5 separate regions of the Mus musculus genome follow, and all the other regions are linked to region 5. Evidence: chromatin loops called from intact Hi-C (ENCODE). Cell type or tissue: left cerebral cortex. All regions are shown on one strand.

Evidence for each region. Peaks named below come from ENCODE experiments on the same cell type or tissue, not always from the same donor. Only the 100,000 strongest peaks of a DNase experiment are listed, where the experiment ranks them.
Region 1: a loop joins it to region 5, with 7 times the contacts of the local background. A loop is called at or near these places in 6 of 42 quality-filtered maps.
Region 2: it touches region 5 in a loop (5-fold over the local background); 11 of 42 quality-filtered maps call a loop at or near these places.
Region 3: it touches region 5 in a loop (2.2-fold over the local background); 7 of 42 quality-filtered maps call a loop at or near these places.
Region 4: a loop joins it to region 5, with 6 times the contacts of the local background. A loop is called at or near these places in 5 of 42 quality-filtered maps.

The regions. Positions count from the first base shown.
Region 1 is chr4:8,687,363-8,692,362 of GRCm38, forward strand. It overlaps Chd7 (chromodomain helicase DNA binding protein 7), which reads left to right and starts at 3,044. Exons shown (of 38, transcript NM_001277149.1): 1 at 3,044-3,413. In left cerebral cortex, CTCF peaks have their summits at 2,686 and 4,839; DNase peaks (open chromatin) are centred at 2,933, 3,722 and 4,705; H3K4me3 peaks cover 2,519 bases; H3K27ac peaks cover 1,609 bases.
Region 2 is chr4:8,644,306-8,649,305 of GRCm38, forward strand. It overlaps Gm42253 (a long non-coding RNA gene), which reads right to left and starts at 541. Exons shown (of 4, transcript XR_881099.1): 1 at 245-541. It overlaps Gm8273 (predicted gene 8273), which reads right to left and starts at 3,152. Exons shown (of 1, transcript NR_168732.1): 1 at 2,658-3,152. In left cerebral cortex, no CTCF peak of the experiment used is centred here; DNase peaks (open chromatin) are centred at 101, 2,982, 3,239 and 3,939; H3K4me3 peaks cover 2,535 bases; H3K27ac peaks cover 1,804 bases.
Region 3 is chr4:8,586,911-8,591,910 of GRCm38, forward strand. All of the region lies in intron 6 of Rab2a (RAB2A, member RAS oncogene family), which reads left to right. Among named protein-coding and RNA genes, the nearest start is that of Rab2a, 54 kb to the left of the region's middle. In left cerebral cortex, a CTCF peak has its summit at 1,970 (motif pointing left); DNase peaks (open chromatin) are centred at 2,277 and 2,564; H3K27ac peaks cover 1,369 bases.
Region 4 is chr4:8,600,064-8,605,063 of GRCm38, forward strand. Rab2a (RAB2A, member RAS oncogene family) reads left to right here. Exons shown (of 8, transcript NM_021518.3): 7 at 4,311-4,379. Among named protein-coding and RNA genes, the nearest start is that of Gm42253, 42 kb to the right of the region's middle. In left cerebral cortex, a CTCF peak has its summit at 3,029 (motif pointing right); no DNase peak of the experiment used is centred here.
Region 5 is chr4:8,532,947-8,537,946 of GRCm38, forward strand. It overlaps Rab2a (RAB2A, member RAS oncogene family), which reads left to right and starts at 2,698. Exons shown (of 8, transcript NM_021518.3): 1 at 2,698-2,962. The coding sequence starts at 2,917. In left cerebral cortex, a CTCF peak has its summit at 2,111; DNase peaks (open chromatin) are centred at 2,167, 2,727, 3,180 and 3,282; H3K4me3 peaks cover 2,799 bases; H3K27ac peaks cover 2,005 bases.

The DNA.
Region 1 (5,000 bases), 150 kb after region 5:
CAGAGGACCCAGGTTCAATTCCCAGCACCCATATGGCTGGAGGTCCAGGGAATCTGACACCCTGCAAACAAAACACCAATGCACAGGAAAACACATTTTAAAAAAAGAAAGAAAACTTTTGGCTTTGGTTTTGGTGTTTCCTTCAGTACACAACATCCTTATGTATGCCTCTTTTTCTACATATTTTCAGTGGGATTACGGCATCATAATTTAATGCAAATGACTTGACTGGAGAAAGGAACAGAAATTTGGTAAATGTGGATGTAGAACAATTTTCAGTCCCTCTATACTGGAAATAGTGTGCTTTATAAAACAGTTTAGGGGCTGGTGAGATGGCTCAGTGGGTAAGAGCACTCGACTGATCTTCTGAAGGTCTGGAGTTCGAATCCCAGCAACCACATGGTGGCTCACAACCATCCGGAACGAGAAAAATTTAAAAAAAAAAACAGTTTAGATTTTAAAATATTTGAGAGACTGATAGGGCTTAAGTTTTAGTAGATGTTCTAGAAGTTTGAGTGCGTCTCCGTTATTCTGTTTATGCAAATGACTCTCTGTCATAAAGTGTTCACTCCGGTTATTTTCCCCCAATACAGTCAAACTTTTGTCTAAGCAGAGCTTAGCCTTACTCTGGTGAGTTCCATCTCTCTGAGTTCTTGGAAGTGGCTTTCCCTTTTCTGTTAGCCACAGGTCATGTGTTTGTGTTTCCTAACTGCAATCAATGGGTTCCCACTCCATCTGTTAGAGCCCTACCTCCTAGGTCGATAACACCTTTCTGCTGCCCTCAGGGCATGAGCAGCTTGGACAAGCAAGCCCTAATTCTTCGAGGATGTAGACCTCCCATTGTTCTTTCTGTTCACTGAATCTCAACTACCAATCAACTAGACGGCAAAGGGTGGAACCTTGTTAGCTTCACGCCAAGCGCCTAGAACCAAGCCTGGAACCTCTTACAATCCAATGTGAAAAGAATGTAAAAATCTGTCAATGGGGTAGCTTCAGCTGGGTGCTGGGAAGAAAAGCAACTCTTCCGCAGGAGTTTACATTTGGCTGTGAGTGACCCTTATCTGGCCCTGAGGTATTTGCATACTTAAAGCTAAAGCTTGTGAATTCAAATGATTCTCTTTGGGAAAACTTCAAGAAAGAAGCAAACGGAGAGAAGAGTGTTCCAGGCTTAGGGTAGTGGGGGGTGGGTGGGAGCTGAGGCTTAGCCGGTACAAAGCTGCCTAGGTCTGCGCCTGAGGGTCTTCGGGTTTTCAAGGCCCTTGGAGTTCTGCACCAGCAGAACCTCTGAAAGCCTGGACTTCTAACCCGGACTTCCCGGATAAGGAGGATATTAAGTCAGGGAGGGGAGATGTGGCTGATATGTCCCACACTGACTGTGTTTATCTTTGGCACATTACAAAAGTTAGTGTCCCAACGTCCTAGTGAAATACACAAGGACACAACAGGAGACCTCCACATAGTCACTTGGAGCCTAAACGTTATACTTTCATTAAATGTAGAGGTCATATTATTTAGCTTGTAAGTTGTCTTGAAATAGATGCGAGTCTGACAAGTGAGATTCCCCCCCAAGTATCTATGATAGTTTTACTTTGAGGGATATAAACTTATTATAAGTGGAAGACTTACATTAGATTTGTGATTTTTGGTTTATGATACTGGAGCTATAAAAAAGTAGATTTTCAATGTCACATTTTTTTCCCTGTAGTGTTAATGTTTTCTTCTGATTATCTGTAAACTATTTGATGACTATGTTTCTTTTAGAAATCCAACTTATGGCGAAAGAAAACCAGAATCAATGCACTTAAATAAGCAACAATTGTAAAAAAATTTTTTAAAAAAAAGAGTAAAACTATTTCTATTAGGAGATAGATGTCTAACTGATTAAGCTGCAGTATAAATGAAGCAGTTTTGGCAAGTCATTTGTCCATATAAAACTGTGTGATTCTAAGCTCAGTAGTAGTACAACCATCAGTGGGCCAGATTAGCATGCTTTGCCTTTTCTCTACGATTTTTGAGTTCAATAGCACTTACACAGCTGTCATAGCTGGCTGTATAACCTCCTTCCTTATTTATAAGTGAGTGCAGTCTTTAGCCTAATAAAACCATACTGGAGTTTACAATTGTTGACCGTTTATAAATCTGCTCCGTGTTTCACACACAAAAGATGCTTAGTAAATGTTTAAATATCTATTACACAAGAGGGAAACTAATTTAAAAAATGTCTTCAAGGTTAATATTCATCTTGTACCGGAAAGAGAAATGGGCAAGAAGGTCGGCTATTCAAAGCTGGAAGATGATATTTAGTGCCACATTGGCGAAGGAATGATGAAAACACTCCAGTTCTGACACGTTTAAAAATGGGCACACATCCTATTTCTTTGTTTCATAACCATTGCGCTATCCCTTCGTTTTTTGGCATGCTAACAAATTCAACTAAAATCAATGCTCTCTAGTTAAAACTTTTTGATTTAGTGGCAGATCCCGCTGTCCTATCACCGAGGACGTCAGTTAAAGCCAAGTGGTGAGGCAGGGATGGATCTATTTGAAAGGAAAGGCGTCCATCCTAGGTATTTCGTGTGGGAAAATCATCTCAAGTTGAAGGATAATTACAGAAGAGACACCCAAACACCCCTAGCCTCCTCGGTCCGCACCGGGCTGGCCACCCCTCGCGGTGGCGGGGGGTCACTACGGGCTCCGGGCCTCCGCTTCCTGCCCCAGGGCGGCGCACCGCGGCTCCGGGAAGGTGCTGCGCGGAAACGTGGCACCCTCTGCACCCGCGCGAGAGCGCTGGCAGCAGGCGGCCCGAGAGGCTGCGGCGGCCGCGCACCGGGACCGACACCCGCCCGCTGCGCCGGCGCCCGGCGGGACGGGAAGGGGCGGCCGCCCGCGCCGCGCCGCCCCCTTCTCTCGGCCTCTCCGCGGCCTCCGCCACCCCGGCCGAATTCTTGCATAAATTATGCCAGGCGCGCCTGACGTCAGGTGGCGGCGCGCGGGCGCGGGCGCGCCGCGGAGAGAGCCGGCCGCGGGCGCGCGCGGCCCGGGAGGCTCGTGCGCGCGGCGTGCAGGGCGCGCGCAGGCGCTGGCGTGCTGGGGCCGCGGCGGCGGCGGCGGCGGCGGCGGCAGCGGTGGCGGCGGCGGCGCGGGGGTTGAGCCGTGGTGGTGCGGACGCGCTCGTGCTCGGGAACTATCGGATTAAACTTGAATCGAGTGGAATTACACAAAGGAGCGCCGCGGAGGAGGCGGCCCGGGGACCCGGAGACCCCGCAACTCGCCAGAGCCCCGTCCGCGCGCGGCCAACTCCGCGTCCGTGGATCAGCCCCCGGCCGCGGCCGCCGAGCCAACTCCGGAGCCGCTCTGCGTTTTGTTCCCCACGGCGCGCGGCGGCTGACTAGCCCGAGCGAAGGAGCGAGCCGGTGAGCGCAGACTTCCCCGGCGCCCCCGGGAGGGGCGGCGGCAGGAAACCGTGCCGGGCCGCGGCCGCGCGGAGTTGCGAGAGGGGAGTTGGGCGTGTGCGGGGCGCGGGGAGAGGTGCGCGGGGGCCGCGGTCGGCAGGAGCGTAGCGCCGCCCGCCCGGTCGCCTGCGTTGCTGCCGCCGGGGCCCGAACCCGCGGCCCGAGCGCCGCCCCGCGCCCCAACTTTTGCCTGCGTCCGCGGGGCCGGCGGCGGCGGGGGCGCGCGGGGCGGCCGAGGGTCACTTCCTCGCATGTAAATGGCTTTTTGTTGTGCTGCCGGCGTCGGGGGGGACGGGGACAGGAGGGAGCGTGTCTGCGCTCTGGGGAGCGCGAGCGCGTTTCCTCCCGCCGGCACCGAGCACGAGTTGCCGGCTGCGTTCGAGAGAAAAGGGAAGGAGGAAAAAGTTGGGTTCCAACTCCGGCGCGAGCGGCGGCGGGCGCGCGGGCGCGGGGCGCTGAGCGCGGGGCTCGGGGACGGCGGCGCCCCCCGCCTCGCCCCCGCCCCCCGCTCCGGCCCGACCACGCCGCGCTCGCCGGGAGCGGCGGCCGCACCGGCGCGAACAAAGTGCGTCCCTGCGGGCGCGGCGGCGCTAGCCCGTGCGGGGACGGCCACGGGCGAGGTGGGTCGGCGGCAGGGAAAGTGCGCGGGGCGCCGCGTGGGGCGGGGGCGGGGGTGGCGCGAACACGCGGCGCGGGGGGCGTCCCGAGCCCAGCCGGTGGCGGCGGCGGTCGCAGAGTTCCGAGCCCGCAGCTAGGGGTTCCTGGGGCTCCCCGGCAGCTCCCAAGTGCGCGAGGACGAGAAGAAAGGGAGCCGGGCTGGGGCGAGTGCGGGCGGGCGACCGGGGGACCCCACCTTGCCGAGCTGGCCGGGCCGCCAGCGGCGGCATAATAGCGACTTTAATCCGCGATCCCAACTCGCGTCCCCGCTCCCCTCCCCCCAGCCTGTCGGGGGTCCGGGCGGGGGCGGGGGTCGCCAGGTGGCCCCGGAGCGCCGGGGTTACGCGGTGGCCCCGCGGAGAGCCGGCTCGGGGCGCGAGCGGCCGAGGTGGCTGGAGGCCGAGCGGTCAGCGAGAGAGGAAGGAGGGTGGCGGGGAACGCGTTGTTTGTTTGCTTCGCACCGGGGACAGGGCTCGCTGGGGGCGCGGGCGGGGCGCGGCGGGGCGCGGTGCGGGGTGGGCGAGGCGGCGCGGGTTGAGTGGCACGGGGAGGGGGCGGCCGGTTGGCGGGGGACTGGTCAGGAGGCTCCGGGGAAGGAGCCGCTGGCCCCGAGCAGCCATCATTCCCGAGTCGCCTTTCTCCGGATGGCTCTGCCTCGAGGAGCCTTGCGCCGTGGGAGCGCACCCCAAACTCTGGCCCGGTAGCCCGCTTTGTGAGCGCCCCCGTGGAGCCGGCGGCCCGGGAGGAGCTCCGGCCCGGCAGCGCGGTTCTCCCTGGAGGTCACTTTTAGAGACTGTTCACGCCTGGGTTTTAAACTAGTTTTTTTTTTTTCCCCCTTCTTCTTCCCTCTTCTGAACAGACAATGGACAAAAGAAAAGTAGCAACCCACAT
Region 2 (5,000 bases), 110 kb after region 5:
TCCAGTTTGCACATTTCAAATAGGCATAGCAGTAATCCTTGCATGCCCTCTCAAATGTTTGACAGAACATAAAAAGATGCTTAGCACAGTATCTGGCACACAGCAAAGTTTCCATACATAACGTTACTATATATATAACTCATGGTTATATGTGAGCTGCCAAGACCAAGCTCCTGACCCAAGTGCAGACCTATTTGCAGGGCAAACAGTAGACTGTAGCATATCAGCTGCTGCTTGTACTTACCAGTGGCTTTTATTTCACTCCAAGTCAGCTCTACATTTCAGCCATTCACTCAATAGCTCACAAGTAAAAAGCAGTTTACCTACAAAAATCAATTCATTTAAATGGTAGAAATTTTCATAAATTTACTTCATTCAAATTCCTCCTGTTTCACTCCTGGGGATAACTACAACCTTTTGTCGTTTACTTTTGGATTATCACAAGTGTGAACTACCCATACTCAACTACTTTTAAATAACAATAATAATAATAATAATAATAATAATAATAATACCAGGGTTGCTTAACTCAGCAGTTAAGAGCACTGAGTGCTCTTCCAGAGGTCCTGAGTTCAATTCTCAGCAACCACATGGTGGCTCAAAACCATCTGTAATAAGATCTGATGCCATCTTCTGGTGTGTCTGAAGACAGCTATAGTGTACTCACATAAATAAAATAAACAAATTAAAAAAATACCAAGAAAATATGTGTGTGTCCCAACTGATTTTTTTTTTTTTACTTATTTTATGCATATGAGTACACTGTAGTTGTCTTCAGACATACCAGGAGAGGACATCAGATCCCATTACAGATGGTTGTGAGCCACCATGTGGTTGCTGGGAATTGAACTCAGGACCTCTGGAAGAGCAGTCAGTGGTCTTAACCACTGAGCCATCTCTCTAGCCAGTATCAGCTGGTTTTAAAACACTATTTGGGGAGCTGGTTGCTCTTCCAAAGGACCCAGGTTCAATTCCCAGCACTCCCACTGCAGTTCACAAGCCATTTGTAAGTCCAGTTCCAGGAATATAACACTTCTTCTGACATGGTGAGCATGTGGAAGAGAGAACAAGTTTAGAAGACTCCATTTTCTCTTCTCCCATGTGAGTCCTGAGAGTCAAACTGAGACTACCAGACTTGGTAGCAGGTGACTTTACCCACTGAGCCATTCCATTACCCACTCAGCTTTTTTATCCCTATACTGTAATGGCCGAGGAGGAGGGGGGGGGGGGAGGAGGAGGGGGGAGGAGGGGGGAGGAGGGGGGAGGAGGTAGCAGCGGTGGCAGCAGTGGCCAGGGCTGCCATTAAAGGAAGCTGCAATCTTTTACATTTTCCCTTACATTTCTTATCGCTTCCATTTTCCATTTCCGTCTCCTCCCACCCCCCAGCACAGATTTAAGGAAGGTCTGTAAAATAAATTTATTTAGCACCAAACCTCATTTGGGAGGAATCCCTCTAACAGGAAATGAGCTCATGTCTCTTGAAATGAAGCGTGTCATTAACTTCATCTTCTTTTCTGGAGGCTTCTGTTCCTGCTTTTGTCATTTCCATGTCTTTAATTCTCATTGAGTATTCAATTAAATGAAACCAGTTATTTTATATTTTGAAGAAGGCATGAAGCTAAAACACCATTTCATACAAGCCTGTTTTAACTTCAGAGTAATTTTCCTCTATCCAGTTTCTTGATAAGCAAATACTGAATTTATCCTAAGTTCTCTGAACATTTTCCATTTATTCATATCTTATTTCCTGTGTTTCTCTTTTTCTTCATTGTCTTTTCACTCCTTCATTTTAAATAAAATCTACTACTTTGATACTTGGAGTAAAAATAGAAAAAGTAGTCACTTTTATTAATTTATGAAGTTAGGAGGCACAGTGTCAAGTTTCATTATCGCATTTCATACAGACATACCATACCTTGTTATTAGTCAGTGTTCTATCTAAACTATTCTTTTGTTTTGTTTTGTTTTTTGTTTTTTTCGAGACAGGGTTTCTCTGTGTAGCCCTGGCTGTCCTGACACTCACTCTGTAGACCAGGCTGGCCTCGAACTCAGAAATCTGCCTGCCTCTGCCTCCTGAGTGCTGGGATTAAAGGCGTGCACCACCACGCCCGGCCCTAAACTATTCTTTATCTTATTGTTCCAGCACCTAGGAGACGTCTTTAGGGTAAAAGAAAATCCTTTCACTTTGCTCAGAAACGGGGCTACTCTTCAAGCTTCGGTACTTTCTAATTTCCCTTTATTCCAATATTGGACTTAAATGATTAGAAACACGATTAAAACAAATTCCATATAAATTTTTTCAAAAACAATACAATAAGTGTCATTTCAAGGGTTTTTTTGAAAAGTCTCACCTGTTCTAAGGATTTCAGACACAAAAGGACATCTTAAAATTTTAAATCTAGAATCAGAATCAAGGTATTTTAACAGTATAAACAAACTCGGAAAGCTATTCGGTCTCATTTCAATTTTACCCACGTAGAAAACAAGCATTAAGAAATAAACCTTCTTCTATATCTACACCACACACACACACGCACACACTTTTTTTAATAGACTAGTTAATTTTGCTTAATTAAACGAACTGTCACAGGTTCTAATTAACCTTAAAGACAAAACGAGTTGTTTTTACAAGTTGGCCCTTGTGAAATCCCTTAATATCCATTTTAAAAGAAATCTTTAATGTCGAACACAACAATTTTATTTTTCCTGTTGAGGACCGTATAATTTTTAAACCGCACCTCGACGCCATCGCCCCTATCCGCGATCTCAAACAACTTAGCGTTCCCTTTCTAGGGTCCCCGATCGCCAGGCCCGGGCCGTCCAGTGCAGGGCCTCGCCCGCACCATTTTGACCCGGCAAAGGCGGAACCTACGACGTGCAGCATTCTGGACGCCTCCGCCAATCACAGGGACCGGCCGGCTGCGGAAGCCGGGCCTCCTCAGGCTGCCCGGGCCGCCCGCTCGCTCGGAGCGCACGTCGCGGCGGCTGCGCGGCACTGGCCCTTTAAGCCCGCGACATCCGGGCACCGCGGGCGGCGGCCTCGACCAGAGCCCGGAGGTCCGCGAGGCGGGCGGCGAAGGCAGGAGGGCTCTCGGGACGCAGCCTCGCCTGAGGCAGGTCAAGGACGCCCGAACGAGGGTCGCGGACGCTTCCCCGCGGGGCCGCGCCGCGCGTGTCCGCACCGCTTCCTGCGCGCGCCCTGGGGCGGGGCTATGCGAAGCTAGCCAATCAGCGATGGGCATCCTGGATCCGCCCCCCCCGAGCCCTGGGGAGGGCGGGGCCGTGGGAAGGGCGGGGCGTGGGGGACCTGCTAGCGGAGGTGGGGAATGGGCTGGGAGGAGCCAGTGGTGCGGGCCCGGGCTGCGGGTGCTGTCTCAGTCCGCGGCTTAGCAAACCTGGGGCACCGGCCGTGTTCTTAAGCGATTCCCCAGAACCTTCCACGGGCAAAAATCGGGAAAGTTTGCACTCACTGGTAGAGTACGACTATCTTCAGTTTCAGTGTTTTGAAAGTGGATGCATAGTTTGAATGCGGTATTTATTAAAATTGCAAGTTGGTCACTCAACTGTTTAAATACTGGAATTGGAAGAAACAAGCGCGATACTTTTTTAAAGCAAACACGTTTCTATGATATAGTCTTCTCGGGGGTCGGGGATCTATTTGATCAAGATTCTGTGTCAACTGTTCGATGCTCTGAGTTGGTTTGTGGGCACCACAGGCGTGTTAGCGGAAGATTATTTCTAGGACTCACGGTGACCAACTCCTACCCCAAAAATCTCATTTCTCGTCCCTCAACGAGAACGCTGGAGCCCCTACCTATCTATCTCACTGCTGGTCTTGGGTTCCGAGTATTTTTGAAGAAAAAGAAAATAAATATTGTTCGGCTGTGCAGGCGACTCTGCATCCTCTCGCCGATCTTGTCCCACTAGCCGTGCGCCCTCCTGCTTCCAGACCACCTCTGTTCTGAAACCCAGGCGATTTCACTTGGAGGCTGAACATCTCTTTCACATGGAGCTCAGCACCGATCCTCAGACCTAGTTTCATATCTCAGCCATGACATCTCTACTTGGTCATCAGCCCCTCAAGCCAACTCATCCAGCCCCAGAATCCGTTTTCGTCTGCTCTTCCGCTCAGGGCTCCCTCCGGTTCGGTGCGCGCGCCCGGCGTTTCCACCCGGATCCCCGCTGTTACCTGCTCACTGCGCGTGTCCCACGCTTCAACCCTTCCCCCACCACTACAGTGGACTAAATGGGTGGTGCTCCTTTTAATCCGATCACTTCCCTCCCGTTTAAAATCTTTTAAAGGAATCGTTGTGGCCCTCAGGATAAAAAATACCTTCTAAAAAAATCCACTCAGTGCTCTGTCTGCTGGGTTTTTAGTGCCAGGTTCGATCCTAACCTTTACCCTGTTGTACTCAGTTTGACATTGTTTTCAGTTTTCGGTGCGACTCTCCAGGGGCTGCCGCACCTCCCTGTCTCCTGGTCTAGTGTAGTGGCTTCCTTCTCTTCTCCAAAAATGAGGATTAGAGAATCCGTGCCCTTAGCCCTAAGTACCGCAGTGTGCTGACCTCTCTTTTGGCTGTTCTACCCAACTTCATTTCCCCAGTAGCTTCCTGCTCACATTGTTCCGAGTTTCTGGGGTGATCTTGGCAGTATCTGATCAGAGGACAATAACCCTTTTAGCATACACACTGATGGCACAGAAAACCAACAAATAATCAGTAGCCTGGTTGGGTTGTCAATATATTTATAATTGCTATATTTTTCTTTTTAGAATGCTGGGTTACAAGTTTATAAGAAATTTTATATATACATAACATGATACAAGTTTTAAGACAAGTTTTTTTGTTTTGGGTTTTTTTTTTTGGTTTTTTGAAAGATATAAGTTTTAAATTAGTGTGTTTTGTTGAAATTATAAATCTCTTAGCAATGACATGTGTGGCTTATAAAATGAATTTCGGATTGAAGCTTAATGGTCAGAAACACTTATTTTAGCTCAGACT
Region 3 (5,000 bases), 54 kb after region 5:
TGTTCATTTTAATCTCAGAAAATAAACTTGAAGAGAACTTCCTCACCATGTTAGCGAGAGAGAGAGAGAGAGAGAGAGAGAGAGTGTGTGTGTGTGTGTGTGTGTGTGTGTGTGTGTGTGTGTTTGTACACCATAACTAAAGTTAATGATAAGCTGAATGCCCTGTCCCTCAATTCAGGAACAAGGAAAAAGTGTCTATGTCTGGTCATAATTGCACTATTGAATATGTTAATGGATGGTCTAGCTAGCATGCACGCTAATATCACTAATACAAAAGGGAGGGAGGGGAGAGAGAGAGAGGGAGGGGAGGGGGGAGGAAGGAAGGAAGGAAGGAAGGAAGGTGGGTGGGTGGGTGGGTGGGTGGGTGTACAGCTCAGGACAGAAAAACCAAAACTGTTTTTGTGAGTGACATGATTACATTAGTAGGAAAATCTCCAGAAATTTACAAGGTAAAAGTCTAGAATCATTAAGGGTACTTCAGCAAGGTTGGTAGACACTTGATAAATACAAAAAATAACTATATTTCTGTCAAGTACTGACAGTGGAAAAATGTACACATTTCAGTATCATCTATAATCACAAAAATTAAATGCTTAGCTGTAAATTTAAAAATCGGTGTAGCAGGCTAGAGATACGAACGACTCAGTGGGTCACGTGCTTGACTTGCAAACAAAAGGACCTGAGTTAGAATTACTACATCTGCAGAAAAGCCAGACTCATCACACATGCCTGAAAACCAATGTTGGGAGTTGGGGAAGGCAAAAACTGTCAAATCCCAGGAGCCACCCACTCTAGTCAAATCAGTGAGTACTAGGTTCACTGAGAGATAACGGTCTCAAAAAGTAAGGTAGAATTGGGCATGGTGACAGACACCTTTAGTCCCAGTACTTGGGAGGCAGAGGAGGAAGATCTCAGTTTCAGGCCAGTCTGGTCTACAGAGCAAGGGCCAGGACAGCCAAGGGCTACACAGAGACTTTGTCTCAAAAAACCTTTAAAACTGAGCTTGAAAAGGAACTAAGGATGACAACCAATGTTGACCTCTAGTTGTTAGAGTAGGTGTGGCCTCATCACTGGGGGGTGGGATTTGAGATTTCAGAAGCCTACACTAGGCCCAGTGGAGCTCTTTCTTGAGTTCAAGGCCAGCCTGATCTACAGAGAGAGTTCCAGGACAGCCAGAGCTACACAGAGAAACCCTGTCTCAGAAAAAAAAAAAAAAAAAAAAAAAAAAAGGCAGAGACTTGCCATGGCCTTAGTGTCTCTTCACAGCAATAGAACACTGACTAAAACAACGACACTTACTTTACAGGTTGACATAAAGGTTTAAAAGTATTTCTATCAAAGCAAATTCCATTTTTAGTAGATGTAGAAAATAATAATATAAAATACATACAGAGATGCAAAAGGACTACAGTAACCAAAACAACCTGGAAGGAAAAACAGGGTGAGTCTCACTACTTTGTTTCAGGTGTCACATAGCTGTGACCACTAAGACCGGAGCTCATGAAGGCTAGATATGAGTATGGGGAGAGCAGAGTAATAAGTAGCTTAGAAATCTTTTCACAGAAACAGCTGACTTAACAAAGGCACAGGGTGCACAGTGATGAGAGCACCTAATAACAAAGAGTGCTCCTGCAGTGGAAGGTAAACCCCAGGAACCTCACATGTTATACAAGAAAATAAACTCAGCAGTGGTTTGTGAAAGCAAGTATAAAACTTTGAGCTGTTTTATATCTTAGCAGATACTTACCTCCAAAGGAATAACTCTTTTAAAAGGAAAAATTAATAAATTGACCTTTCAGAACTTGTGCTCTGTAAAGCATTCTTATGTTTAAAAAAAAAAATGACAGTTCTACATACCAAGATAAAACACTCTTTAAGCCCAGATCCAATAAAAGACTAACTCTAGACTTTAAAACCAAAAAATCAGTTGTGTGGTGGTGGTGTTCGCCTTAATCCTAGCACTCAGGCAGAGGCAGATGACCCCTACTGGAGACTGGTCTGCATTTTAAGTTCCATACCTGCCAGTGCTCCATAGCAAGACATTGTCTCAAACAAATGAGGCTTTAAGGAGATAGGGATCAAAGTAGCCCAGATGACCAGGGATGACTGTACCATATGCTGGTGGAGAGCACTCACATGGATGGTAGGACTGAGTAACACAGCCACTCTAGAAAACACCTCAGCAGTCTACACTAAAATGGAGCTCCCAGTCAACATAGCAATTATACCCATGGGCACTTAAGAGAAATGATTGTCTGCACAGCAACCTATAGGCCGATATTCATAACAGCTTCATTCATAACACTCCCAAGCTAGAAATAACCTAGCAAGCACCTTTTGGGTCTAAGGAAACTTCCTTACTAAAATATAAAATAGGAAAAACTGTTGTTATATGAAAATACTGGATGAAGCTCCAGGTAACTAAACTCACTTAAACACTAAGCCTTGTCCACTGTGTGATTTCTTCTGCCCTCTTTCCTTCAGGTGATGAACGCAGAGTCCACAGTACAGATGAATCACTGCCAGGACGCAGGAGGGTGTTGCATGGGAGGAAGTGTTAAGACTATAAAAAGACAACACTTAAGAGTCTATCTTAGTCACTGTTCTATTGCTGTGAAGAGATTCTGTGACCAAGGCAACCCATTAAAAAAAATCATTTGATCGGAGGTTTGCTTACAGTTTCAGAGACTTAGTCTATTATCATCATGGCAGGGAGCATGGCGGGCATGCACATGGCAGTCCTGGTGCTGGAGAAGTATCTGAGAGTTCTGCTTCCTGAGAGCTCTGATCCACAGCCTGCAGGAAGAGAACCTGGTATGGGCTTTTGAAACCTCAAACCCCCAGTGGCACACTTCCTCCAAGAAGGCCACACCTCTTAATCCTTCAAATCCTACCAAAGAGTTGCACTCCCTGAATGGTGACTAAGCATTCAAATATATGAGCCTAAGGGGCCATTACTATACAACTGACACAACATGCTACAATAATAATCTTTATTCTGTTTTACTATATTTTTTTTTGGTATTTTGTTTGTAAATAGTGTACTATAATTTCCTAGGAAGTCACCATTGGGAAAACTAAGGAAAAGCCACTGGGTGGTTGTATTACTTCATACAATTTTATATCAGTTGACAATTATTTCAATAAAAAGGTTGATCAAAAAAATTAAACAAAATAACTAACTTTGTGACTGGAGAAGTCACTTAATAGTTAAGAGCATTGGCACTTCCTGAGGACTTGGGTTCAGTTCCAAACACCCATGGTGATTCACAGTCTTGTGTCAATCCAGTTATGGGGAACTGATGCTATCTTCTGGCCTCAGTGAGCAGCCACACATGTGCTGCACATACGCACATCCAGGCAAAACACTTAAACCAATGAAATAGAAATAAATCTTCTTTTAAAATACTAATAACAACTTCATTTAAATTTGGTCCTTTATAAAGTTTTATTAGGGGGATCTAAAGATTAAATTATACTTTATAAATTCTTGAATACTAAATTTATTTTCACATTACTAGGTTAATAAAATTATGTTAAGTGTGACACTTGGAGTTTTCACGTATCCTTTTGCAAAAAGAGTACCTTTTTCTGTAGTTCAGTCCCTCTTAAATGTGTTTACCATGTACCAAACAAGATGGAGTTAATATTCAGGCCTGTATTAGATAGATAGATAGATAGATAGATAGATAGATAGATAGATAGATAGATAGATAGATAGATGGATAGATGGATAGGTGGATAGGTGGATAGGTGGATAGGTGGATAGGTGGATAGATAGATAGATAGATAGATAGATAGATAGATAGATAGATAGATAGATAGATAGGTAGATAGGTAGATAGGTAGATAGATAGATAGATAGATAGATAGATAGATAGGTAGATAGGTAGATAGGTAGATAGATAGATAGATAGATAGATAGATAGATAGATAGAGAATGTCTCCACAGTAATTGAAGATGTTAGATTAATATTCATAAAAACAAAAAGACAGCTAGTATGTATGGAATAAGAGACCTGATTTGAAGGTAAGACATCCAACTATTTATTCATGGTCTATATGGCATACTTTTTATTTTTTCTTAGATTTTTAAATTTTTATGTGTGGTCTTTTGCCCACATATATGCCTGTTGCTGGAGTTACAGATGGTTTGAGCTGCCTTGTGGGTGCTGGGAACTAAATCCAGGTCCTCTACAAGAACACGTACTTTTAACTGCTGAGCCATCTCTCCAGCCCCCAACCCCCATGTGTGCAATATTTTTAAGCAGAATTAATTGTATCATTAAGTAAAAGCCATTTGAAAGCCAAACACATTTATCCATTAGCTCATTTTGGAAAATTGACACTGCAGTTGTCTAAGCAGTCTCATGTGTGGCTGGAAGAGCAAAACCATTCAAAGTCAGGGTATTAATGGTTAAACATTGTCCTACCTGTTGGAGACCCTATGCTTAAAGTCCCGGCTATATAAACAGCCAAATGAGTAAATGTCTCACATATGAATCATCTCTTAACATGTATGGTGCATTTAAAGATAATTAAGATAAAAGATAAGTGATTCATAAATGTCCCTATTTTCTGATTAATGGACCATCTGATTATGAGTTCTTTTTAGAAAATTAAGTCTATATGATTATGTACTGGCTCAGTCCCAGTGGAATCTTGTTGGTCTTTAGAAATGAGTCTGTTGTTTCCTTTTATATATTTTAACAAAGATGTGCTTTTTGTAATACAAGTAGAAACCAAGATATGTGGGTTATATTTCCTTTGAAGGAATTAGAATATTTAAAACATAACACCACTGTTGTTTCAGCATTAAGTGGAAATAAGCTTATATAATCTATACATTTACTGTTTACTATTAGCCAGCTGAATGATTTCGTTCATAAAAGGTGGATTTAGGGACAAAAGAGGATTAGAGGGAACTGCAGAGGACCATTGTCTGGTCCATAGTGTCACTAGTCCTAGTTGACAACGGCTGAGTTAGAATAATGGAACAC
Region 4 (5,000 bases), 67 kb after region 5:
AACTGTTCCTCCTATTCAGTCCAGAACAGTAGTCCATAAAATGCTGCTGCCAGCTGACGATGCGCTTCCCACCTCAGGTAACCTAATCTAGACAGTCGCTAACTGCTGTGCTCAGAGGCTTGTCCCCTAGGTAGCCCTAACGCTTGTCAAATTGACAGTATGAACTAGCACTTGACAAATATCTGTGAAGATTGATAAGAAATGAAGAGTGAAATTAGCATTTTTAAATATATATTTATTCTTATTTTGTATGTATGAGTGTTCTACATTTATGTATGTATGTATGTTCACCATGTGTGCTTCTGATACCTGTGGAAGTCAGAAGAAGAGATTGGATCCCCTGGAATCAGGAATTATAGACAGTTATGAGCTGCCATGTGGGTGCTGGTAATTAAACGTAGGTTCCCTGGCAAGGGCACCAAGTGCTTTTAACCATTGAGCCATGTCCATCAAAATTATTATTTTAACCCCAGCCAGTTTGTTAGTATATCCTTGAATATTTCTCATTACTGAAAAATTTTGAATCTTGAAAAGAGAGAACTTTTGTGTGGTTCCAGTACTTAGAAGTTTGTATGATCACCAATGAGTCTTAATAGTGCTGGTTAATATTCATTGTATTTGGAGAATCTTCATGCTAGCCAGTTCAAAATTGGTGTGCTGATGTCTGCGTGTGGCGTGCTGGATTTCACATTCCAAGGCATCGTTAAATCAGTCACTGGTCACCAATAGTATATAGTAAATGTTCATTTTGAAGTATCAAAAACTGCATTTATATCATATTTTCTATATTGTACTTAGGTAGAAAAAAATTTAATGTCCTCGGTGTTTAATCAGAAAATTAGAGTTAGAGGTGGCATTATTCAACAACTACTCCATTGAGAGACTGAATGATAATGAAAAATTTATAACCATTTATATATTTCAATTCAAAGAAAATTAATTTCATGCCTTCCAGATATAAAATACATCTCAAATGTGTTACAACTATGCTTTTTAAAGTGTGTAATAAAGTAGTAAATACTGCTTAGGGGATAAAATTAGTATAGTAACTTGGAAATTTCTACATAGCATAGCTTTCTTGTGCCTGGTTTAATATGATTTCTCAACAAGTTAGCCAAACAACAGTTTGTTTAACTGGATGAGTCTCTCTGTACTAGGTTACGATTAGCACTGCTTGTTTCTGTGAAGTCTAGCAATGTTAGCCCTCTCACACATAGTGCTCTATATCTATGAGACATGTAGTCTGTCTGGCATTGTGCTAGCATGCACATGCGGGTGCTCTACATATGTAGGACCTTACAGTTTGTCTGGCAATGTTAGCCCTCTCATAAATGGTGCCCTACATATATGGAACCTTGTAGTCTGTCTGAGAGAGATTGTGTTAGCTCCAATAGAGTTGCAGCCTCACAGAGTCTGTGTCTTTGAATTCAGTTAGCTAGGTTTCTGAAGCCATCATTGTAATTGACTTGTTAGCAATAAAGTTAAATTTTTACTTATTTATAAGGATAACTTCAGTTTTGAAGAATATGGACCAGTTCTTAGTTGGCTGAAAACCAGTTTCCCCTTCACCTTAATGCCAACACACATGAAAACCGTGCTTGCGTCCTAAGTGCCTTGTGACTCATCAGTGATTAATTATTCTCATTATTTTGTGGCAAATTCTCATGACCCTCTGCAATGAATTGATCGGCCACTTAGAATGTATGCATATTCATACCGCCGTGTCCCTGCCACAGTCGTTCCGATCTCCTTTGCTGACTGGGGTGTGCTTGGTACAGTAATTGAGCTGCCGTAGATTGATTGCTCTGGGGAGCTGTAAGGCCTTGAAGGTGAAAACGTAACAGTCCTGTTAATTGGAAGCAAAAGCTACGATAGCAACTTCAGCCGTCAAATGTTTCCAGTGTCTAAATGAGGAGAGGTAGGATTTCTACCTCTCTGTGAGCCCTTTACCACTTAAAGAGTCCATCAGATCTGTGCTGGTGGTTCGGAAGACCTCCTGGGAGTTTTCATAAAATACTACTTGAAGACGTCTTTCCTCATCACACTGGTTAATACTCTACTTCTCTCAAATCTGATAGTTTAGACCCTATCAGAGTTTGAGCACCCTCTGTAGCACTGATGATATTCACATAAAATACCTTAAATAGACTACATAAACATAGGATACTTGTGAATAATTTACAGGCGTAATTTGATGAGTAGTTTCTCATACTCGTCCCAATTTTCTTCAGTGTAGTAGTGCACTGTGTAGCCCAGGGCAGAACTCTTCAATGTGAACAGTGTCCCTTTATCATCCAAACCCTGAGTCTCTTCTTCTTAGTGTTATAGATGTATTGAGAGAGTGGATGTGAGAGAGCGAGCACACATGAGTTATGTGTGCGTGCATTGCACTTTCTGCCACTGTGCTGCACACATAGATCCCAGCTGCTGCCTCGCCTTCTGTCTCACTGTAGGAATGCTGCCATTGCTAGACATGGGCCACTATATCTGGCTTTTGAAATGTGTTCCCAGGATTGAATTTGAGTCTTTGGGATTTTATAATAAACACTTTAACCTGCTGAGCCATCTCCTGGCCTGACTGTGACTCTGTCTTTCAGACTGCATATTAAGTATGGCAAAAGCAGTCCCATGTAGAACATTGTCCTCTGAAATCAGCTAGCGCAAACATGTTGGCGTGTGTAAAGTCTCTAGTTAAATGGGTTCTCCTGCACACATTTCTTAAGACATTCTTTCCCCTCCTTGGTGATAATTTGCTTTGGAGATAGAATTCACTTACCATAAAAGCTACACTTTTCATTGTACATTTAGTTAAATTTAATTATCTACAGAATTGCACAGCTATCACCACAGTGTAATAATTCAAGAACATTTCTGAGACCCCCACAAAGAAATGCTAGTGGACATTCACTCTCCTTCCCCCTCCTAACCTGCAGTAACTAATGCTGGCTTCTCTGCCTGTGACTTTGAGTGTTCTGACATTACATATAAGTGGGATTGAATTATATGTGATGTATATGAGCACACTGTAGCTGTCTTCAGACACACCACAAGAGGGCACTGGATTCCATTATAGATGGTTGTGAGCCACCATGTGGTTGCTGGGAATTGAACTCAGGACCTTCAGAAGAGCAGCCAGTGCCCTTAACTGCTTAGCTGTCTCTCCAGCCCCAAATATATATGTCTCATATGTCTCTCCAGCCCAAGTTATATATGTCTCGTATGTTCTGTGCGTGTTTGTCAGGGGTCAACCACAGTATAAAGGGTGAAGACTAAACCTTCATCCTTTCAATGGCTAAATGTTCCAGCAGAAGCCCACTTTTTAGTTTTCACTCACTAGCAGGAATACTTCATGTTGTTTTGTATTTTGGCTATTATAAATAGTGTTTGTGACTCAAATGAAGTTTGGCACGAATCCTTGCGTCCTCAGGTTAGAGGGAAGCTTTTGGTCTTCCCAGGGAGGATGCCATGAAGTGTGCCTTGTCCTACATCAGCAGTTCTCAGCTTGCAGGTCTCCACCCCTTTGTGGGTCGCACATCACAGCTGCGTATAAGACATTTACATTACAGTTCAGAACAGTGGAAAACTCGAGTCATGAAGTAGCAGTGGACTAACATCACAAGCCGAGGAGCTGTATTAAAGGAGGCCACAGCAGTAGGAAGGTTGAGAACTGCGCTTTAGATACTGCATCACTCAAGAGCTTTCCCTTCTCTTCCAGCTTTACTGGATGGCTTCAGGATGAGAAGTTGTTGAAGTTTATCATTGATTTTTATGCATCTATTGTGGTGATCAAGGTTTTGTCATTAATAGAAATATACAAAAAATTAATTTTTATGTACCAATTGTTATGATATTGTCAAGAACATTTGTGTGTGTGTGTGTGTGTGTGTGTGTGTGTGTGTGTGTGTGTGTGTGTATACAGGCACACTCATGCCTCGGTATGGAAGGTACTTTGTGGAGTCTGTTCTCCTTTTTTGGGATCAGGCTGAGATGATCAAGCGTTTATGGCAAGTACTTTTACCCTCCATCTGAGGCAGCTTATCTACCCCTCAAGAGTTCTTTCTCAGCGTCCTGGTTAGAGGGCAGTGCCCACAGAGGCCAGCGGAAGGCATCGGATTCCCTAGAGCTGGAGTTACAGGCCGGTGTGACCCGCTCAGTGTGAGTGTTGGGAATCAAGCTCAAGTCCTGTGGAGGAGCAGTAAGCTCTCTTAATCATTGAGCCATCTCTCCAGTCCTGTAGAGCTTGTGTATAATGTTTCTTTACTGTTGTAATTTTGAGTAATATAAACCAATTTTTCTACTTTATATTTCAGGCATTTATTAACACAGCAAAAGAAATTTATGAAAAAATCCAAGAAGGGGTCTTTGACATTAATAATGAGGTATGTATATGCAAATATTGTTCACTAAACACTAACTTTGAATTGACATCTACCTAGTATTTGGAGTCCTGATTTTATTATTTATTTTTTATTTCTAAAATGGTTCAGTTGGTCATCCATTGGCACATTAGTTAGCAATCGTCTCTCTGAAAGCCTGGTACATAGAGTACAATAGGTAGGTGCTTATGTTACCTGTGTGTGGAGCACTTCAGTTAGGTGCTCAGTTATGGTACATAGAGTACAATAGGTAGGTGCTTATGTTACCTGTGTGTGGAGCACTTCAGTTAGGTGCCATATGCTAGTAGAGTATCACTTACGGAATTGGACTAAAATAAAAGGCCCTGTTTATCCATTGCAAACTGTGAAAAAGAATGTAAACTACCTCAGTTGCAAAGGAAACCTGCGTTTACCCACATGGACTTATTCTTTGGGGAGTAAGATATCCAAAATAAATGCATGGCCTGTGGACTCTTGCAACATGGTCTCTGCTGGTATGAAAGAAGGCAATTCTCAATTTGGAAATACTCTAATTAGAGCAAAACACATTTTTCAGAAGACCAAATAAATATACATAATTAACAGTTGGCATAGCTTTCTCTCGTGTTATTTTGAACACAGTTT
Region 5 (5,000 bases):
ACTTTGCTTGGGATGGAACCTCGGGGCTTTAGTCCTTCCGGGGACAGTACTGCAATACTGAGCAGCAACCTTCAGCTTTATTTTTTTATAATGTTTACAATATTTAATTTTTTTCTTCTATATGTTGTTTCTTACTTTTCAGTTTGTGTTTCGTGTGTCCGCACGTGCATGTGTGTCCCAGCGCGTGTGCATCTGCGTCAGGAGTCAGAGATCAGCACTGGCTATCTTCCTCACTGGCTCTTTACCTAGGGTTTTGAGGCACGGTCTCTCCGTGAATCTGGAGCTTACTAATTCAGCTGTCTGTACTCCCTGATCTGTAAGATCCGCCTGTGTCCACCTCTCCAGTGATGGGCATCCACACTTAAGCCCTCATGCTTGCACAGTAAGCCTTCTACTGAGCCTTATCTCCAGCCAATACACTGAATCTGCAAAGCACCTACCACCCTCATCTGAGGCTCAGAGGAAGATATGAAAATCAAGTGCTTGGACTGGTGAGACCGCTCAGCAGATAGACACCTGCTACCAGGCTTGGCAATCTGCATTTGACCCCTGGGACCCAAGTGTTTTGGGAGAGTCCAATTCCAAGAAGTTGTACGCTGGCCTGGTAGAGGGCCATAGCACACACATGCCCACTCTCTTGGATGTACACAACAATCTAGCAAAAAACTCAGAAATAAAGAAAATCAGGTCCCCACTCACACTTGATCGTACTGCTGTGGTGCAGTGGCCTCTGCAATCTTTGCGCACTAAAAGAGAGCAGCCCCGTACAGGAACACGAACCTGGGACACCTGTATAGCCCTGGTATCTTCACGGTGGGGGGGGGGGGTAGGATTACTACCTTAACTGGTACATTTACATCTGGAGATTGGACAGACAAACAGCCAAGCACATTCCAATGTAAAGCAGCCCTCCTAAATGACCAACTTCAGCCTTGTACAGATCCATACACTGAAAGGCAAGAACAATTTGTCACAACCATCCAATCAGGACAGAGTCAAGACCAGAAGCCAGGTTTCCTAAGCTCTTTATACCACCACATTGCCTCTAGCACTGTGTATATATGGCTGTGAGGTTTTTTCTGTGTACCTCTTTCCCTTCATAATTTCCCTGTGTCTCCTGTATAGAGTTCTATATGTGTATATCTCAGCACACAAGGCCTTGCATGGCCTGCCACAACTTCTCTGGCTAGCTGTCTGCTCTAGGGACTGTTCTTGATTACAAAGGAGGCTAGGCTCCTACAGTCTACAGAGTTGTCCTTCGGGAGCTGAGATAGTAAAGACCACACTCTGAGAGTAAGGACCCGAGTTTCTGAACAGACACCCAGAAAAGATGACTTGAGTGAAGTCCCTTAGGCAAAACAGCCTCAAGCCTGAAGCACCCGGGGAAGGTCCCAAAGACCAGTGAACCCCATTTTTTTCAGTTGCTTTTCACATCAAGTTCCTGAGCCTTTAGCAAACCACCTCCCTAGTAATGAAGAAAAACCTAGTGAGGTCCTGCTTGTCAGTTGTGCAAATGAAGTAGCAACCAACTTCAGTCATCCTAGCATGGTACCATCAACTATAATCACAGAATGGTTGATTCCCAAGGGAAGGGATGACAGTCAGCAGGAGGCTGGCCACGAAAGCCACAAAAGCCCACTCATTCCTCCTCCAGCAACAGAAGAGAGATGGAAGCATTAAATCAGCTTCCTTACACAACTCTTAAATTTCCTGAACAGATCCACGAACATCATTCTGCTATATTCTCTCTGTTTCTCTGTCTCTCTCACTTTGTGTGTGTGTTTCTCCTTCTATTGTGGTTTCCAGAGAATGAACTCAAGACAGGCTTGCATGGCAAGTGCTTTTATCTGTACATTTTGGGGACACACTTTTTTTTAGATAGGGTCTCATGCTTGACCCCTCAGTGTTGTAAAGAATGACCCAGAATTCCTGATCCTCCTGCCTCTATCTCCCAAGTGCTGAGATTATAAATGCATGGCTTACTTGTAGTAACCTTTGTCCTTTTGATAGTCACTTTCTTGTAAGTGGGCTCTCTAGAAAACTGTTTCAGATAGTAAACTAACTCTGTCCTCCACCTTCTTTAAAATCTGGGCTTTTAAAGAACTGGGTTTGCCTCTAGTTGGCAGCACTGGCAATATATACAGAATATATTCAAAGGCAAAAGTACCTTCAAACTGCATGCACACACATATGTTTTTTACTAATTCCATCATGTCATACCAGGTATTTCCTTTCATGTTGCTTCTGTATTTATTTCAGTTTTTCGTACAATACATACACAAAACATGATTAAGCCATATATTGTACACATTACACCTATACACAACATTGCACTTAGAATCCTGGTCTGATAAACAGCATGCAAATGTATATTTACTTCAATATTTATACAGTTGGGTTTTTTTTTACATCTTTTTAAGAGCGACATAACAGCATTATAGGGACATACCACGATTACACACACACACACACACACACACACACACACACACACACACACACACACACAGAGAGAGAGAGAGGGCGGCGACTGAACCTAGCAGGCTCCGTTTCCTCGCGACTCCCCGAGCCCCGGCCTGGTAGGCGGGGCTCCGGGGTAGGCGGGACTCCGACCGGAGGGCGCGGCCGCGGCTCCTCCCCTCTCCTCCGGCGGCGCAGGCGGCGGCAGCACTTCCGGGTCGGCGCGGAGGCGGGGCGGAGGCGCCGCGGCTGTTATTGTTCCGAAGGGCTGGGCCGCTGTGCTCCGCGCTCGGCGCTGTCAGTTCGTCCCGCTGCCCCTCGGCCTTTGCTGCTGGCTCTGACGGCGACCGACGGCGGGCGGGGCCCGGGTTCGCGGCCGAGCGGCGCCGGTGAGGGCGCGGAGGAGGCGCACAGCGGGAGGAGGAGCCGTGAGCCTGGCACGGAGCGGCCGCGGCCATGGCGTACGCCTATCTCTTCAAGTACATCATCATCGGCGACACAGGTGAGGCCGGCGGCGGGCCGGGGGCGACCGGGGCGGGCAGGCGGGGCAAACGGCGGCGGCGGCGCCGAGCGGCGCGGGTCGGGGGCGCAGCGCCTCCCTTCCTCCCATCCTCCCTCGGTCCCCTGGCCGCCGCTCCATTTCCGCAGTGCTGGCGCTGGTGACGTGGGCGCTGCGAGCGGCCGCGGCCTGCCTGGGCCTTCCTTCCCTGCTCCGCCCGGGCCCGCTGCAGCCAGGCCCGCGGCAGCCGTTTGCCACTTCCCGGAGAGTGTGACAGCAGCACGGCCGTCCCCGGGGGGCCCCCGCCTCGACTGTCTCCGCGGCCCGGGGAGAGAGAGGGAAGTCGAACGAATTGGAGCGTGACGGGCCCCGGTCCAGATTTTTCTCCCTGGTCCCACCTCCCCGACCTGCACGCTTCCGTCTAGGCCCTGGCAAGGCGCACCCTGAAGTGGGACAGCCTTTTGGGGAGGAAAAAAAAAAATTAAAAAAGGAAAAGAAAAAAACCTAAATTTTTTTGGAAATATCCTCAATCTCCAAGTCCGAATAAGTGAGATCACATGACTCGATGGCAGGGCAATTCTTCTCGGGATCATTAAAGCACCATTGAGCTCTGGCGACTTTTGCCACGTGTATGCTGGCATTATTTGACTTGATAGTAATGCAAGGCAGGTCAGTGGGCTGGGTGTGAGCATACTGTGGGTATGCTGACTTACTACTGATTTTTTTTTCTTTTTTTTCGGTTTTGTCAAGTCCAGGATCACAACTGTTAATTTTCAGGTGACCTCGTGTACATTTGTAGCAAAAAAAAAAAGGAAAAAAAAGTTCCCACTTAAAAATAGCATCCTCATAAGTTTCTGAAGCAAATAAGCAAGCTGTTCATGAAATACTTTGAATACCTGCGATTTGGGCCATATTTCGAATCTAATAATAAACGTAAAGCTTATTTAGGTGTTAAAACTATTAATACACTAGAGTCTGATTTCAGTGGTGAGTGTTGCACAACCTGGACCCCTTACACAACTTTGTAAATGTAGAAGCATCTTGAGGTTGCCCTATGATGTAGCAGGTTCTATAAGTAACTCTGGAAGTATGTTGATTGCTACCTAACACAAACTTCCTGCAGTTAATACAGTTTTTCAGCCGTGTGTGTGTGTGTGTGTGTGTGTGTGTGTAAGGAAACTGGATGGTTTTCTATGCAAGGTACTGGATAAAGCCATATTTTGTAAACTGGAAAAGTGGTATCTAAAATAAAAGCACTGAGTTATTTTAAAAAAAAAAAAAAAAAAAAACAAGTAAAATTGGAGATGTCAGACTAACTACAGTGTGCCTGGGTGTGTGAAACAGGAATAACTGACCACTTGGTTGTCCCAGCAGCAGCACAATTTAGATTGAGTATTTGCAGGGTATCGTGTTTTTATTAGTATTTAGTAATGTGCAGGGAATACTGGGAGGACAGATACTAACTAGCTGACGCTCTGTTCTCAGGAAATGGTCCCCATCCGTAAACAGTCCCTGTGGTTTGAAGGGAAGACACTCCTTTCTTGGCATTCTGGTGTGACCTAGTTCTGGCCTTTGACTGCTCACTGGGCTGTAGATAGCACTTGGTCCACACTCCAGTTCAACTAGTATAGCTTAGCCTCAGTTTCATCTGAACTACTCTGTCAAGCTCTTGCTTTAGTTTGGTCCTCAGTGAACTAAAGTACCTCCTGCTCTTGTAGCATTCTTTCCTACTGCATCACCTTGCTGTTGCCTGTGAGCCCAATAGCTGGCTTCTGAGGCTTCCTTGCTCCCTCCTCCTCCCTCTGTTTGGCCTGCCTTCTGCCATTATCATTCCCTAAGAAATGTTGTTAATCTTTTAATTAAAGCCTTGCCCCGGCCTTCCATAATGCCTGCAGAATCAACATATCTTGACCTCTTATATATGCCAGTATTCACCTGGTACCTTGGTTAGAAGTAACTGCTTATTTTCTGGATTATATTTCTCAATTTATATAGTTTTCCTGGTGTTTATTCCAGACTTATTTTATAGGTATTTGTGTAG